3 separate regions of the Mus musculus genome follow, and regions 1 and 2 are each linked to region 3. Evidence: chromatin loops called from intact Hi-C (ENCODE). Cell type or tissue: left cerebral cortex. All regions are shown on one strand. Region 1 has its middle 7.6 kb from the start of Sh2d2a. Region 2 overlaps Prcc (papillary renal cell carcinoma (translocation-associated)). Region 3 holds the start of Pear1 (platelet endothelial aggregation receptor 1).

Region 1 (5,000 bases), 68 kb after region 3:
TATGGGGTATTGCCTATGATTGGTTGACAGAGGAGGACAAGAATAGAGGACAAGACTAGAGTCTGATTTATTTAAGGTTCTGCATGTTATAGACCTTACCCAGAAGTAGACACTTGCAACATTATGGGCAAAGGAGGTGAAGGTACGTGTGTCTCATGCAAATGCTCACCAAAAGGCGACTTCAGCAGAAGAGGAGTTCAATGAGCAAATAGATTGTACAATTTGTTCTAGACAGCCTCTTTCCCTATCCATTCCTGCCATTGCCCAATGGGCCCATGAACAAAGTGACCATGGTTGCAGAGAAGGGGGGTGATGCACTAACTAGACAACATGGACTTCCACTCACCAAGGCTGATCTGGCCACAACTGCTGCTGAGTTCCAGATCTGCCCACAGCAGAGACCTCACTGAGCCTCCCATGTGGCACCATGCCAGTAACCTGGTGGCAGGTTGACTACATTGGACCACTTCCTCCATGGAAAGGACAATGTTTTGTTCTTACTGGAGAAGAAACTTACTCTGGTCATAGATTTTCCTTTCCTGCATGCAATGCTTCTGCCAAAACCACCATCCATGAATTTACAGGATGCATTATTTAGCATCATGGTATTCCACACAGTATTGCTTCTGACCAAGGAACTCAATTCACAGACAGAGAAGTGCAACAGTGGGCCCACGATCATGGAATCCACTGGTCTTACCATGTTCCCCACCATCCTGAAGCAGCTGGTCTGATAGAAAGATGGAATGGCCTTTTGAAGACACAGTTACAGCACCAATTAGGTGGCAGGGGCATGGAGGGCTGGGACAGAGTTCTTCGGAAGGCAGTATATGCTTTGAATCAGTGTCTGATATATGATACTGTTTCTCCCAGAGCCAGGATCCACAGGTCCAGGAATCAAGGGGTAGAAAAGGGAAGAGTTCTACTGCTGTAGTTACCACTACAATCCAGATATGGCGAGAATATGTGTGAGAGATAGTCTGCTTGGTTTGAAGACAGTGAGTCCACTTCGAGTCCTGACCTTTGAGGTAGGAAGACATATCTCTGATTCAGACCTTGTGGTAGGAAGACACACCTTTAGTCTATATGGCTGGTTTCTTCTCCTTGGTTTTGTTGTTGTTGTTGTTGTTGTTGTTTTTATTGCCCATTTCTGACTATTTCCCAGAATTCTCTTTATCCCTGCAGGACACCTCCTATTTCCTGCCTCTGCTTATTGGCCATAAGCTTTTTTTATTGACAGGTGATGCTTATAAGAGATTCTCTCTATGTATCACTTTTAAATAGCCTAGCACAAAGTTTCAGGGCTTGGAGAAAATATAGCCAGGCTTTCTGCTGTAATGTAACATGAAAGGGCTCTAATTCAATTCCCAATAGAACCCTTGTTCCTATGAGGAGCCACAGGCACCCTTCAGCCATTTTAGTTTTCTGAGCTGCCATCAGAATTAAAATAAAAGGGATAATAAGTTAAGAGCAAGTCAAAGAACAAGCGGAAGCTTATCCTGGGCACTTATTGACAAATAATTAGTCTCAGGGTTGTTATTTCTGGGAATTAAGTGGACAGGAAGAAAACTTGACTATTTTACAGCGATAGAGTAATTAATGTGGCAGGGACCATTTCAAGACACCCCAGCATTCAGGAAGCAGCATGAATGTCACTGGCTACTTTTAATGAAGTTACAGTCACTATAGAAGTCAGAAGCAAAGCAGGAAGATTTGAAAACATTGCAGTTTGGGCAGAAAAGCCCTCGTTGGGCTGAGACTAAGGACCACATGAAGAGATGACCAATGTTTAAAAGGAAACCAAGTGCCAGGCAGGTGCCTTGCTTTAATCCTCGCCCTCTTTGGGAGGCAAAGACAGACAGATCTCCGTAAGTTTGAGGGCAGCTTGATCTACAGAAATTTCAGGCCAAACAGAGCCATGTAGTGAAACTCTGTCTCAAAAAGCAAACAAACAAAAAATGAAAGAAATAAAAAGAAGTCAAGAACCATGAGCTAGAACAATAGGAAAGATGTCTTGAAGACATCTCAGGAATCATCAGACTCCAGGGAGTAAGGGATAAAGGTGTCAGCTAAGACTTCTCTTAAGAAGAGACCACTGCTGGGGCCCTGTGCTCCCAGGAATTCACCTCTCCAGGCTCAGCCGTACAGCTGAAAGACAAGGGTGTCTGGCTACAGCTCCTCCTAGCGGTAGAACTTGGTATTGTCCATGGGTGTTGACGGCACTCAGGATGTAAGAATTGAAAGATGATGGAGCTTCCACTCAGATTTGGGAGGAAAACCTGGGGTGCCAGGCCTTGTATATAGAAGGAGCAGATTCTCGGGGAGCAGCCATGAGAAGGTCATTGGTGAAAGTGTAAGAGTGGAACCAGAGATTCCCTGCCAAACCCAGAAAGGTAGAAATGCCAGGATCGGGGCTGCAGGCAGTGAGCAGAGCTAGCTCGAGAGAGTGGCCACATGGATTACAACCAGCAAGGCCACAGAAAGGATGCTGTACGTCCAAATGTCAGAAATGGAGTTACAGGGTTTTAAATGTTCTGTGTGGGTTTTTGGTCTTGCTTAGTCAGGTCCCTCCAAATCCCTGTTCTCTTTTGAAACGAGAATGTTTGCTCTGTGTTGTATTTTGGAAGTGTGTGGCTCTGTTTTGATTCTACAGGGACCAGCAGCTAAGAGTTTGCCTTGCATCTCAGAGGACACTTTGAATTTGGACTTTTTGAACAATGTTAACAGACTGGTACTGCTGGAAACGGACAGAATGCATCTTGCTGGGGGTGGGGAAGACAGATGAACGCAGGTGTCAAGTTGCCAATTAATAGACTTGTGCTTTTAATTTTAATTGTCAACTTGATGGGATTGATAGATGCATAGATTACTAAAGGACTCTTCTGGACTGGTCTGAGAGGGTGTTCCCAGAGACAACTAAATAAAGGATGAAGGCTTTCCCTGAACGTAGGTTATACCATAGAATAGACCAAGGCCCTGGAGAAATGGAAGAAAGCTTGCCAGCAAAGCCAGCTCTCTGCTTCCAGGCTGCTCTGCTGTGCCTTGCCCTTCCTGGCACAGTGGACTGACATCGGAAACTGGGAGCTAAAATAAGTCCTTGTCCCCTTTAGATGCTTCACTCCTGTATTTTGAAGCAGAGTTAGAGGGACGTCGGTAGGTTAGGAAAATGTAAGTTGGTTCCCTGAGATGAGTGTTTCCTGCTCGAAGAAAACATGGGGAGGAGAAATGCCATGAAGACATGGGGGCTTGTATCCAAACAAGACAAACAGGGCAAAGAAGAAGAAACCAGGGCCTATAAAATACCCGAAGCCAGCAGCCATGTAATGGACTTCTGGACTTGGCTTCTCCCATTCCGAATGCTCAAAGCTGTTACTTTTCTTCTTTCTCTCTGCTAGTGGGATAATGACTGAACAGTGACAGGAGGAGAGCGCTTTACAGGCAGGGACTCCCTGAGGTGTCTCCTCACACTGCCGCAGCTACTGATGACCTAGCAGATGACTCTGTTAAGCAGCAGGGCCAGGGCAGCTCTGGATGTAGACACTTGGGAAATAAAGCTTCAGATTCTCTTACTGGCAACAGCTCCGACCTAAGTGCTGCTGGAGACGGGTGGTGAGGAGGGACCCAATGACTGTCAGCTACAGCTCCTGGACCAGTCATGGTCAGGAGCCTGCCACCTTGTTCACTAACTCTTCTGTTACTCTCTAAGAAAACTGTCATAACTACCAATTGAACGGAAACATTGTTTCTGCCCAGGTCTCTAGCTCCCTCCTTCTGGGAAGTGGGGATAAGACGTTAAGATTATATTTTAAAAACAAAAACAAAAGCCTTTCTGAGACAGGGCCTCTCTTAAGTAACCCTGGCTGTTCTGGAACTTGCTGTGTAGATCAGGCTAGCCTCACACTCACAGAGATCCTGCCTCTCTGAACTAAGGTGTATCACCGTGCCCAGTGAGAATGTCTTTTAGTTTTTAACAGAACACATTTAAACTGAAAATTGTAGAAAGGGTCAAGGATTGACTGTGTCAAACAATTTTGCATTTTGCTTTAGAATCTTGTGTTCTTTGAGGGAGGGGGTGCTCATTGCAGTTTGCAGGCTACAAGAATCTTTTTTGCAAGGCAGGGTCTCAGATATCCCAGGACGGCCTGGAACTTGTCATGTAGCCCACAGATGACCCTGAATTTCTTATCCCCCAGATTGTACCTCCTGAGTGCTGGCATTAAAGGCACAACTGGCCCAGCCCAGCTCTCCAGTTACATCATGCCAGGTTTATTAGTGCTGGAGATGAAACCTAAGACATCATGGATGCTAGCTAACCACACTAGCAACTGAGCCCACATCCACACCCCCCCTCAATATCTTTTGACTCATTTTCTAAGAGAATGCCTGGTCCTGGTCTCTCTACCACACTTATCAGAGCCTCCCTCCTCCCTCTGTTTTGTTTGGTTGGTTTTGTAGCCACAACTTCACAAGTTGAAGTCTTCAGAATGACAGTCTTCACACTCCATGTGTGAAGCTAACTTTTCTGTCACCTTTCTCTCTCCCTCTCTCTTCTCTTCTCTTCTCTTCTCTTCTCTTCTCTTCTCTTCTCCCTCTCCCTCTCCCTCTCCCTCTCCCTCTCCCTCTCCCTCTCCCTCTCCCTCTCCCTCTCCCTCTCCCTCTCCCTCTCCCTCTCCCTTTCTGGGTTTTTTGAGACAGGGTTTCTCCGTGTAGCCCTGGATGTCCTGGAACTCACTCTGTGGAAGAGCAGGCTGGTCTCGAACTCAGAAATCCACCTGCCTCTTCCTTCCAAGTGCTGGGATTAAAGGCGTGTGCCACCATGCCTGGCTCAGCTTTCCTTTTTTTTTTTTTTTTTTTAATTAAAATCATTATGTAGTAATGAACTCACAAAGAAAAATATCACACTGCTAAATTAAAATAGCCATTCAAATAAACACTTGCCCAACCCCAAACTCTATGAACCAGGTATAAATTCCATCTCGTGGAGTGAACCTTAAATCCAA
Region 2 (5,000 bases), 89 kb after region 3:
CTGAACAGACAGGGTGATAACAACACAGATGTGAAGAGCTGCACCTAGAGTACGCCAGGCCCAGAGAGCACCTGGCACAAAGGGCTCTCAAGATCCCCAATGGGAGGTGGACCTCAGCCCTGGCCCTGAACCTCAGTGGACACCGGGATATAGCTGGAGCTGATGCTCCCTGCTGAGAATGGCTGGATGTACACATCGGAACAACTACAGTCCCTGTGGGACTCAGAGCCCTGTCTGGCTCCAACCCGAAGTAGGTCAGATTTCAGATAAGCTGGTAGTTTTCCTGTAAGTGATGAAACCCTACAACGTACTTAATGAGAAACAGACGCCTCAACTTACCTCCGCACACAGAACCAGAAACTGAGATGTCTCAGTCTACCGGACCCTAGTCCCACCACAACCTCTTCAAACTGTTCCTCTGGCCATAGGCTTGCCTGTCGAGGCACGCTAAACACTACTAAACCCTACCAGGTATTTCCCACCTGCAGTGGGCCAAAGCCGGTGCCCTGCATAGCTCCTCTGCCTAGAACTGACAGGCTCGGGAGTCTTTATCACGCCATCACGCCATTCCTGAAGAGCAGGTAGGGCTCTCTCAGATCCCTGGCAGCTGACTCATGCACGCTGTACACTTTGTGATACTCCCTACTTGAGCCCTGCCTGAACTGAAAGGAAGACACTGCACTGCATACTGTCCCTGGTGTGCACATAGCACCTTACAGCTCCTAGCCCGTATTCCCTTCCATATTCCTCCCTCAAAACGCAGAGATCTTGACGTCTCCATGGAGAGCTCTCTAGCCTCCAACTTCGATGCCTAGCTTGCAGATTAACCTAGAGCGTGCCATGTGATGAACACAACTTACTCCAAATCAGTCCATGCCCTTGACCTCAGTGTAAATTTGATTCACTCTGGGGACAGGTTTTTTGCCAGAACCTGCTAGGTGTCCCTTTATATCTACTGTTTTTTTTTTCTTTGTGTTTTAAAGGTAGGGTCTTGTAACTCAGGCTGGCCTTGAACTCCTGAATGCTAAAATCACAGGCATACCGCACCACACCCACACTGACAAGTCCATCTTGAGACACCGAGGCCAGCAATACTCTGTACTTGGGATCACACACCTGATACCATCCTGTCCCAGGTAAGACACCAACAGGTCCTGGGTGGTCAGAGGATAACGTGGGCAAAGGGGGAAGCAAAGCACGGAGAAGCCCCTGGGGTGCGTGGCAGGGCCCTCTGCACAAGCTCAACTCTGAGATCCAGACACCTTGTAGGCAGCATCTGTCACACTCAATGTTTTATTTCAACAGACATCCCTGTTTAAAAAAAAAAAAAAAAAAAAATGGTGGGAGAGTTCACCATTTCATCACTCCCTGCTGCAAGGAGCACAACTCCCAACCAAGGCCGTAGATCCTCGGGGCAGCGCTCCAGTCTTTCCAGCCCAGCACAGAAAGGAGCTGCATTTTTTAACTTGTTAAGAAAAATCTATCAAATATGTTCCTTCTCCAGAGCTAAGGGCTGAGTCCTCAGGGTAGAGGTCCTGGACTTAGAGCAGCTGGGGTCCTGGAGGTGATGCTGGGGCTGGGCCTCTGTGCCAACGGAGATCCTGGGCCATCAGTCCCTGGGCCCTAGAATCCATATTTGGCTTGGGTCTGCCGGCGACTGAGCTTGTTTTCTGACCAGGTGTTCTTCAGCTCCAGCTCCCGCTCCTTAGCCTATAACACAAAGGAGGGGTTGGGAGAGTCACAGTGGGCACACTGACTAGGGATCACACCCACAGCCTTTGGACACACTAAGCTCACACTGTACCACTGGACATCCCAGACCCAGATTGTTTTGTTTTGTTTTTTTTAAATAAAACAGATAAAGTTGCTATTGAAAAAGCCTTCTGGGGACTCAGTGAGTAGAGGTGGCAGCCACCAAGCCTGATATAGCTGAGTTCAACCCCTGGGACCTGCATGGTGAACAGAAACAACAACAACAAAAACAGTGAAATTTTCCTGACCGCTATACTCACATTGTGGTACACATCTATGTAAATACAGACACACAAACAATAAATAAAATGTACTAATCAACTTCAATAAAAAGGATGGGGCTCAGATGGTAGAGTTCTTCCAGGAAGCACTCAGTTCTATCCCTAGCACCTTGGAAACCAGAGAGACACATGCCCATAACATGCCATAAATCTCAGCACTCAAGGGGCAGACCCAAGGGAATCAGAAGCTCAAAGTCATCCTAGGCTGGAATGCTTGAAACCCTGCCTCAAAAAACCCCAAAAGAACCCTATAATACACTACCCTCTTACATAACATGATTTCACTAAATACCGGAACTAGACTCCTGTGAACCAGAGGCAGGGGGGAATGATATTAAGAACACAGCCTCCCCCTAGTGGCCACATGGAGAACAAGAGAGTATGCCTACCAAAAGGGTGGTGCCTGGCTCCGGCTGTATTAACTTCCCTCCCATCCCCAAGTTTAATGGAATGCTGTGAGCCCTGAGCATCCTCACCTGATGAATCAGATATGTGATCTGGTGTTTCCTCCGCTGCTGGCCAGTTGGCTGTTCACCTTTCTTCTACAAGAGAAAGTAAAAAGAAAAACAAAAAGCAGTCCTTAATTCACAGATGGAAAGACATAAATCTCTCATATGCCTAGACAGTATAAAGCTGACAAACTAAAGCATTAGACATACAGCCCAAATCTTTAGGGAGAACAAGGGAACTTGGAGCTGCTTTTGTGTCTGTATACTTATAAAGCTAACATTTTATTAGAGCCATTATGAAAAACAAATCTAAAATGAGAATGCTTGCTAGAAGCAGCCCATTAATCCCCAACAGGCTGGCTACTCTTTGAAGTCAGGGCAGGAGTCACTGTCTCTTTGATAACCCCACTCTCCCTCAAGCCCGCCTGTGGACACTAGCTTGTAGTGAGTCTAGGACAGCTTTTATACCACAGGCATGTGATCTGCTGACCTCTCTTCAGACTTTCTATCCATCTGCCTCTTAAACCTTCTTCATTTCTGTCCTCTTCTCTCCAGCCTGGGCAAATGTCTGGTCTGGCTCCTACCTACCACTTACTAAACCCTCATCCATCCATCATCTTTGACCGAATCTGTACTGTCCTATCCTATGACATGTCAACCACTTCCCTGGGACAACAAAGTTCACAAGCTCCTTCTTCCTCGATCTATCTTCCAACCTCCATCAGTAACTACATTCAACTCCAAACCACAGGTTGATGCGAACGATTTACTGTCAAGATCTATACTGGTCTGAGCTTTCACTGTGTGGTTTTTCTGTCCTCTGCCCGAGCTGTCTCGGGCTAGAAGCTTTCTCGCCAGCCCCACCCAACTCTCAGAACTCCTCCCCAGAGTCTCCTCAGCACTTATGTAATCAATTTGCACTGTAATCATTTACACTCAAGTGTCCTTAAATCTCATCCCAACTCTGCTGTCAACTTCTTGGGGAGAGAGGGGACTCTATCCTTTCTTCTCTTAAAAAGCAAGCTCAACAAAATGAAATGGGACAACACCCTGAAGCTGGGAAAAGACCAGATTCTAACACTGCTACTCAATGCATTACAACTGTAATTGTAACGTTACAACTGAAGGTGATACACACGGACGTTCATGCCTCCCACAGTAAGCACACACCAGCAGCTGCCTGTGATGATGCCTCTCAAGCCCAACCTAGCAAAGCCCTTTCTCCTAAGTGGTTTTTCCAGTAAACAATGATAGATCTATGCTGCTCTAACCACAATTCTTTGCTCTATCCTGTATGACCGCCAACATTCAGTTAAAATAAATGATGGGGGTCTGGAAGGCCATCTGTGACCATAGAACAAAGAAAAACCAAATTGGTGGTGGTGGGGTGTCATAAAATCCTCGACCTTGGTGTTGCTGGCATGCAGCTCATATCCAGCTACCCCACCCATGGCAAGCTCATAAGTATCCATACTATTCAGTTGCTAAGTGAAGATACTTTCAGCATACTGACTGAAGAAAATGAGCACAGGGACGGCCCTTAGTGTGGGAAACAAGAACAACCAGAGACAGAGGTTAGCTACAACAAACTATGGAAAAAGTAGCAAAAGAAGAGCAGCATGCTTGGGATCCAGGGCCTAGAACCTCTGAAGATCTGCTGTGCCCACTCCCCAAAGATAGGCTGAGCCAGCTCCCACATTAGTAGCATGGAGACTGGTGTGATTAGAGAGCATCTGTAGATGCTGGCTGGTCAGTGGGAAGAGACATACACAGCAGCTGGGAAACCGACCCAATCATTCATTCTCAACAACCAGAGCACACCAGCATCTGGACAGCTGTTAAATTCTGTAAAGTTCTGAAAGGCAAGCTTTGTTCCCATGAAGCTTGGTGTACACTTCATTCCCATGGGCAACAGTATTTGCTAAATATACAGAGGTATATTTAGAGAACAGTAGGTCAGATGAGGTGCAAGGCCTTCCAAGTAGGCCATCCAAATGGTCTTTCACACTTACTTTGCTGAAGGACTTCATGGTTTTCTCTTCTGTCAGTGACTTGGTCATCCACTGCTGAGCCCCACTGAGTTGGTCATCACCTTTGATCTCCACAAAGTTGATTTCCTCTCTCCCTCGGTTCCTCTTGCCCTGTAGCCGCTTAAACTGAAAAATAAAAGTCATCAAAACAGGAGTGCAGGTGTCTGGGAAGTGGGTGAGGAGAGCCGGAGACACTGCTAAGAACCCGCCTCTAGCCTAGAGTGCCCTTGGTTTCTCTCTGTGAAATAGATGTCTACTGGCTCCCATGGAGCCAGGTGAGGGCTGCTGCTCAGGAGGTCTCCTGGAGTCAGAGCCAGGGTGGCCAAGAGTATTTGTAGAGATCCATAAGTGCAAACCAGAAGACTGTTTGCCTGAAAGGTCTATTCTTCATTTCTGTTTTGGACATAACCATGAAGCCTCAAACTCAAAATCCTCCTGCCTCAGTCTCCCAAGGACTAGGATTACAACTTTCAAAATGAGGGTAGGGG
Region 3 (5,000 bases):
TGTAGGTGCCTATGGCTGACCTCTCCCCTACAAGATGGGAAAGGACACGCAAATCCAATCTCTTCCCTGGGCAGGGGTAGGGGGCAACACTATGAACACTAAACAGGGTCTTTCTCCGCGAGACATAGGAGGAGACAGGCAGGCAACTGTGTTTTGTTGGTCCTCCCAGAAAGAAGAAATTGGGGGATAGAGGGAAGACAAGGTTTAGGGTTGCTTTTCAGGGCTTCGGTACCACCACCATGGTTCTACACTAGCAAACAGCACACTGGAATCCAGGAGACTTGCAGGCTGCCTTCCTCAGGGCGAGAAGAGAGCTCTCCCAGGCTGGTCCCCATCCTAGCTCCTTATCCTCAGAGCTACGCAGCTTTCTTTTTCTACTTAGTTAGGTCTCCCTCTCCCTCTCTGCTCGCTCTCTTCTTTCTCTCCTCTCTCTCTCTCTTTTCACTTAGGCGGCTTTCTCTACTTAGATCTCACTTTCTTCTCTTCCCCTAACTCTCTCCTTTCTCCTTTCTCTTCTCTTTCCACTTAGACGGAACACACACACACACACACACAGGAGTCCCCACTCCATCTCCTCCTTTCCTCTCTTCAGGTTTCAGCCCAGCGGTCTCGGGCTCCAGAGCCCAGGGCAGGTCACTCACCTGCCTCGGGGCTCGGAGCTCGGAGCTCAGAGCGGCGTGTTGTACCGACGGGTCCTGCTGGCCGACAGAGCTGGCTGCGCGGGCAGGAAGGGGGTGGGCCTCCGCCCGCGCCCAGGCAGGAAGTCCGCGCGGGGAGGCTGGAGCCCGGCCGGGTGGGGTCAGCCCTCCGCACGCCTGTCTGCGAAGTGGACGGGGAGAGCCGCCCAACCTGACAGCCCCGGCTCCCGGCGTCGCGGTCCACCCGACGCCCCTCTTTCCTGCCCGGCGGCGCCCCCTGGCGGCCTTCAGGGGAGGGGCACCCTGCCTGCGCGGTCAGATCTTTGGGACCTTTGCAAGAGTTGAAGCAGGATTCTGCTACATAAAGAAAGCAGATCTTGCTCATCAGCTTGCTCCGAAGAACTCAGCGACCTACCACAGTCAGGTCTCAGAACAAAGACAACTTGGGCCTGGGGGAGTGTGGCTTATGCTGCAGGCCCTAGGTTGAATTCTAAACAGCAGGGACACCTTTATTTAAGAGTGATTGACATATAATAAAAATAAGCCCACTTGGCTTGATGAATAATGTTCCAAAACTTTATCGTGGCAAAACATACACAATATAAAACACATCCTTTCAACAAATGTTAAGTATACAGTTCGGTGGCATAAAGTATTTCACATATACGAAACCTTTGCTACTGTCAATTTCCAGAGCTTTCTCCTCATCCCAAACTGAAACTCAGTCTGCATCCCCTGGCCCTGGTAGCCATCGTGAAGTTAGGCTATATGTACCTCAGCTCCGGCCTCCGACCTTCCACATCTAGCTTATTCTACTTAGCATGCTGTTTCATTGGCTTAGACAAATGTGTTCATCCCAATAAAAGTGTGGTTTAAAATGTCCCTCTCTGGGGATGGAGAGATGGCTCAGGGAGGGGTCGAGGGGGTGTAACGCGCTTGCCACCAAGCCTGATGACCTGAGGTTGAACCCAGGGACCCACATGGTAGAAGGTGAGAATCAAATCCCAAAACTTGTCATCTATGCCCACAACAGTGCCATAGCATGGTACATATTCCCTCCCCTGCAACAGAAGTCAATCTAATGTTTTAAAGTCCATCTCCCCCAGTGTACCTACTCTAGGCTACAGTAAGGACGCAGATTCCGTCCTCACCCCTAGCCCAAACCCCACGAAAGTTTTGATTTGCTTTCTGTAGTTTATATTTCTAGAATATCCGTGTAAATGTCATCATAGAGTATGTACTCACGTATGTCCATCTTCTTCCCCTCACCATAAAGTTTCTGGGCCGTTGGGTGTTCTCTACTACAGCAGGTGACAGCACTGGGCTATTCAAGAACAGGATTGCTGTGTCCTGACAATTCCTGATTCTTGGATATTGTGGTTCCAAGCTGTTTGTGTATAATACTTACTAATATTGTGTATAATACTGATATATAATAATTACTAATATTATTATTATTATAATCCAGGTGAGAGACAGGCAATGCTGTTTAACAGTTGTTCTGATGATAAACTGGGCAGAGCTCAGGTGCAGTGGATGGCAACAGTGTTTCAGAGAAGGAAATACGAAGTTGGACTGCGGTACCATAAAATGTCCAGCAGAGGGCAGTAAAAACCAACGCAAGGTCAGGCGGCATAAGACCCATCATTTTTGAAGCCTTGGAAATTACCTGATCTTTCTCATTTAAATGACCAATGAGGGCAACTGAGGTGCAGAAAGAAAGTGAGACATATGTGTGGCTCCACTTGTGCTCAGATGTTCTGCTCCATGTTCTTTTTTTTTTCTGGGATTGCATTCTGCCCTACGGCCCACATCCCATTCCTGCTAAGAAAGTTTAACACTTGAGTCCCAGAAATAGTTTCTTCTACTGTTTTGCTAAACAGTCACATCAGATTGCCTTCTAAATAGCCACATTATTACAATATTAGCGATTCCTCCAGCCTTCATCAGAAAAGCTGCTACCTCTTTCTCCTCTGCCTCCTCCTCCTCCTCTTCCTTTTCCTGTCCCTCAGCTAAAGCAACCTTTATTTAATATCATCCATGAGCCTTTTCCTGTCCCTCAGTTAAAGCAATCTTTATTTAATATCATCCGTGAGGATGAACACTGGCCAGGTCCACACCCAGAATTCCCAGAGAATAGCTCAGGGAAGCTTCATATAGCAGCAGGCATGGGTGAACGCAGAAACATGTAACCAAAGTGCAGAGAATTAGTAATGGTGACGTATCATCCCAACTGGGACAGCTATAGCATCCCCTCCAAGGCTGAGAGACCACTGCAGGGGGAAGGCAGAAAGAGTCCACAGCAAAAAGATGTCTCTGGACACGTGAACTCAGCATTTCCTGGGGTCCTGCTCCTCCTAAGGGGACAGTGGACTGTGGTGTAAACATTGCTAAGCTACCCTTGCTCCACTGAGTAACCTCTCACCCACACGCAGGCAAATAATTAACTAAATGCAGTGGGCCATGAACAGGAAGACATGTCAGTCGAGAGGGACTGCTTCCTTCAGGAAGAAGAGTGCTGATAGGAGAGGGAGGGAGGGAGGGAGATGAAGGAGGGAAATAGGGAGGGAAACGTGACTAAAATTCGTCATGTAAGTGAATATATGTGTAATGTATTCATAATAAAATAATTATATAAAATTCATTACATACTATATAATTCATTATATACAAGTCATTATATATGTGTATGTGTATATATGCATGTACATACATACATGGGCGGGTTGAACACCTGCACCTCTCCCCACCCCCATCTGTTACTCCAGACCTCTCGGTCCTCTATCTGGCAGGATGGATGCTAAGGACTGTGACACCTGGAGCTGTCCTCTGACCTCCCCATGTGCACTCACACTGACAGTAGCATGCGTTCATTCATGTACACACACACACACCAATGACAACCCCTTGCACAGAGTAGTTTACGGCATGTAATGCGTGTGGTGATGGTGGGTATTAAAGACAGGGGTATCAGAGCCAAATCTTGCAAGAACCTCTTAGGTCACAGTAAAGCTACTGGCTTTTGCTCTGTGTGGGATGAAAAGCCATTGGAATAGCTTGCCCAGAGGCAGGGCGGGATCCCATACAAGGACTATGGCTGTGTTGGCAGACTGTAGGGAGAAGAGGAACCTGGAGGCAGGGGACGAAGCTGCTGTTCTGACCCAAGGGGCTCAGGGAAGTGGCCGAGGAGCCAGTGAAAGCCTGGTTCCCACCCTCAGTGGGAATGGTCTTACAAGAAGCCCTAGAGGCGTCTCCCTAGCAGGAAGGTTGCTCAGAGCATCGCAGCTCCCAGAGGAGGCTCCCTGACCAAGCACAGAGAGGATGCTATGTGTGGAGACCAGACCTTCTCGCTCCTCTCACTCAGCTCAGCTCCCAGGGATGAGCATCAACCTTCCTAGCACACAGCTCTGTGTTTCCAGAGGCCCAGAGAGGTGACAGCAAACACAAGAACAGAGAGAGGACCTGGGATATCCAGCTTGCCCAGTAGGCACTGGCCAGCCTGGCCTTACACGGAGCAGGGAGTGGGACTCAGGAAAGATGTGGGAGGATGTATGCGGCTGGCTCACTCTCTTTTCCAGCCCATTCCTCATAAACATCTGGCTACAACTGAGGGTGGGCAGATTAAGCTTGGCCCTTGCAGATACATGCCACTAATTCCCCTCCTGCTCCTGAGGTTCATACACCAGGACCCCCAAATGTCCACTTTTCAGTCTACACCCCGCCCCTTCATGCACACTTTAGGCTTCCAGGTTCTTGTGCCCAAGATGGTCACTGTTCTGCGTGTGCTCACAGGGTCCAGCCCCTCCTGTCCCCGCTCTGCTTCTGCCTCCTGCCAGCTTGCCTGGCACTCAGACCCTCATCTCCAGCCCTCCACTCTTGCTGTAATCACAGCTCAGCCCAGCACACCCCCTGCATGAATAATTGGGGCTGATTTAGGGGCTATCAGGGGAAGGGGGGCTAATGGAGCTTGGGGGCACCCTCATGATGAGGGGAAGGCTGAAAGGCAATTAGCTGGACAGGCAGCCTGGGAGTCACCTAATGTGCCTGTCTGAAGGAGGGGCTGGCTGGTGAGGGGCCATGGAAGGAGGGATGGCCTGCTTCACCTCCACCTATTTCTAGAGATAGAGCTGGACTTGAGGCGAGGTCTGCCACTTCCTTAACAGGAGGCTCAAGGATACACAGGGAGAGAATTTCAGGAAAATTGTGACAAGGTGTCGGGGTAGGAGACCTAAGTGGAGGCACAGTGGGGAGAATAGGAAGCTGAGGAAAAAGTCAGGAGTTCCTGCTGCCCCACACCACACACACACCACACATGCATACATATGACCACACATGTGTGCATGCACATGTGTGTACACACCC

Evidence for each region. Hi-C counts contacts between places; a loop is a spot of excess contacts. Peaks named below come from ENCODE experiments on the same cell type or tissue, not always from the same donor. Only the 100,000 strongest peaks of a DNase experiment are listed, where the experiment ranks them.
Region 1: it touches region 3 in a loop (2.3-fold over the local background); 13 of 42 quality-filtered maps call a loop at or near these places.
Region 2: a loop joins it to region 3, with 2.3 times the contacts of the local background. A loop is called at or near these places in 11 of 42 quality-filtered maps.

What each region holds. Positions count from the first base shown.
Region 1 is chr3:87,836,663-87,841,662 of GRCm38, forward strand. No RefSeq gene overlaps it. Among named protein-coding and RNA genes, the nearest start is that of Sh2d2a, 7.6 kb to the right of the region's middle. In left cerebral cortex, a CTCF peak has its summit at 2,191; a DNase peak (open chromatin) is centred at 2,181.
Region 2 is chr3:87,857,637-87,862,636 of GRCm38, forward strand. It overlaps Prcc (papillary renal cell carcinoma (translocation-associated)), which reads right to left. Exons shown (of 7, transcript NM_033573.2): 5 at 4,495-4,638; 6 at 2,510-2,575; 7 at 1,267-1,710. The coding sequence ends at 1,624. Among named protein-coding and RNA genes, the nearest start is that of Sh2d2a, 13 kb to the left of the region's middle. In left cerebral cortex, a CTCF peak has its summit at 2,389 (motif pointing left); DNase peaks (open chromatin) are centred at 2,373 and 3,343; H3K27ac peaks cover 229 bases.
Region 3 is chr3:87,768,237-87,773,236 of GRCm38, forward strand. It overlaps Pear1 (platelet endothelial aggregation receptor 1), which reads right to left and starts at 717. Exons shown (of 25, transcript NM_152799.2): 1 at 642-717. In left cerebral cortex, CTCF peaks have their summits at 928 (motif pointing left) and 2,235 (motif pointing right); DNase peaks (open chromatin) are centred at 922 and 2,236; H3K4me3 peaks cover 1,045 bases; H3K27ac peaks cover 658 bases.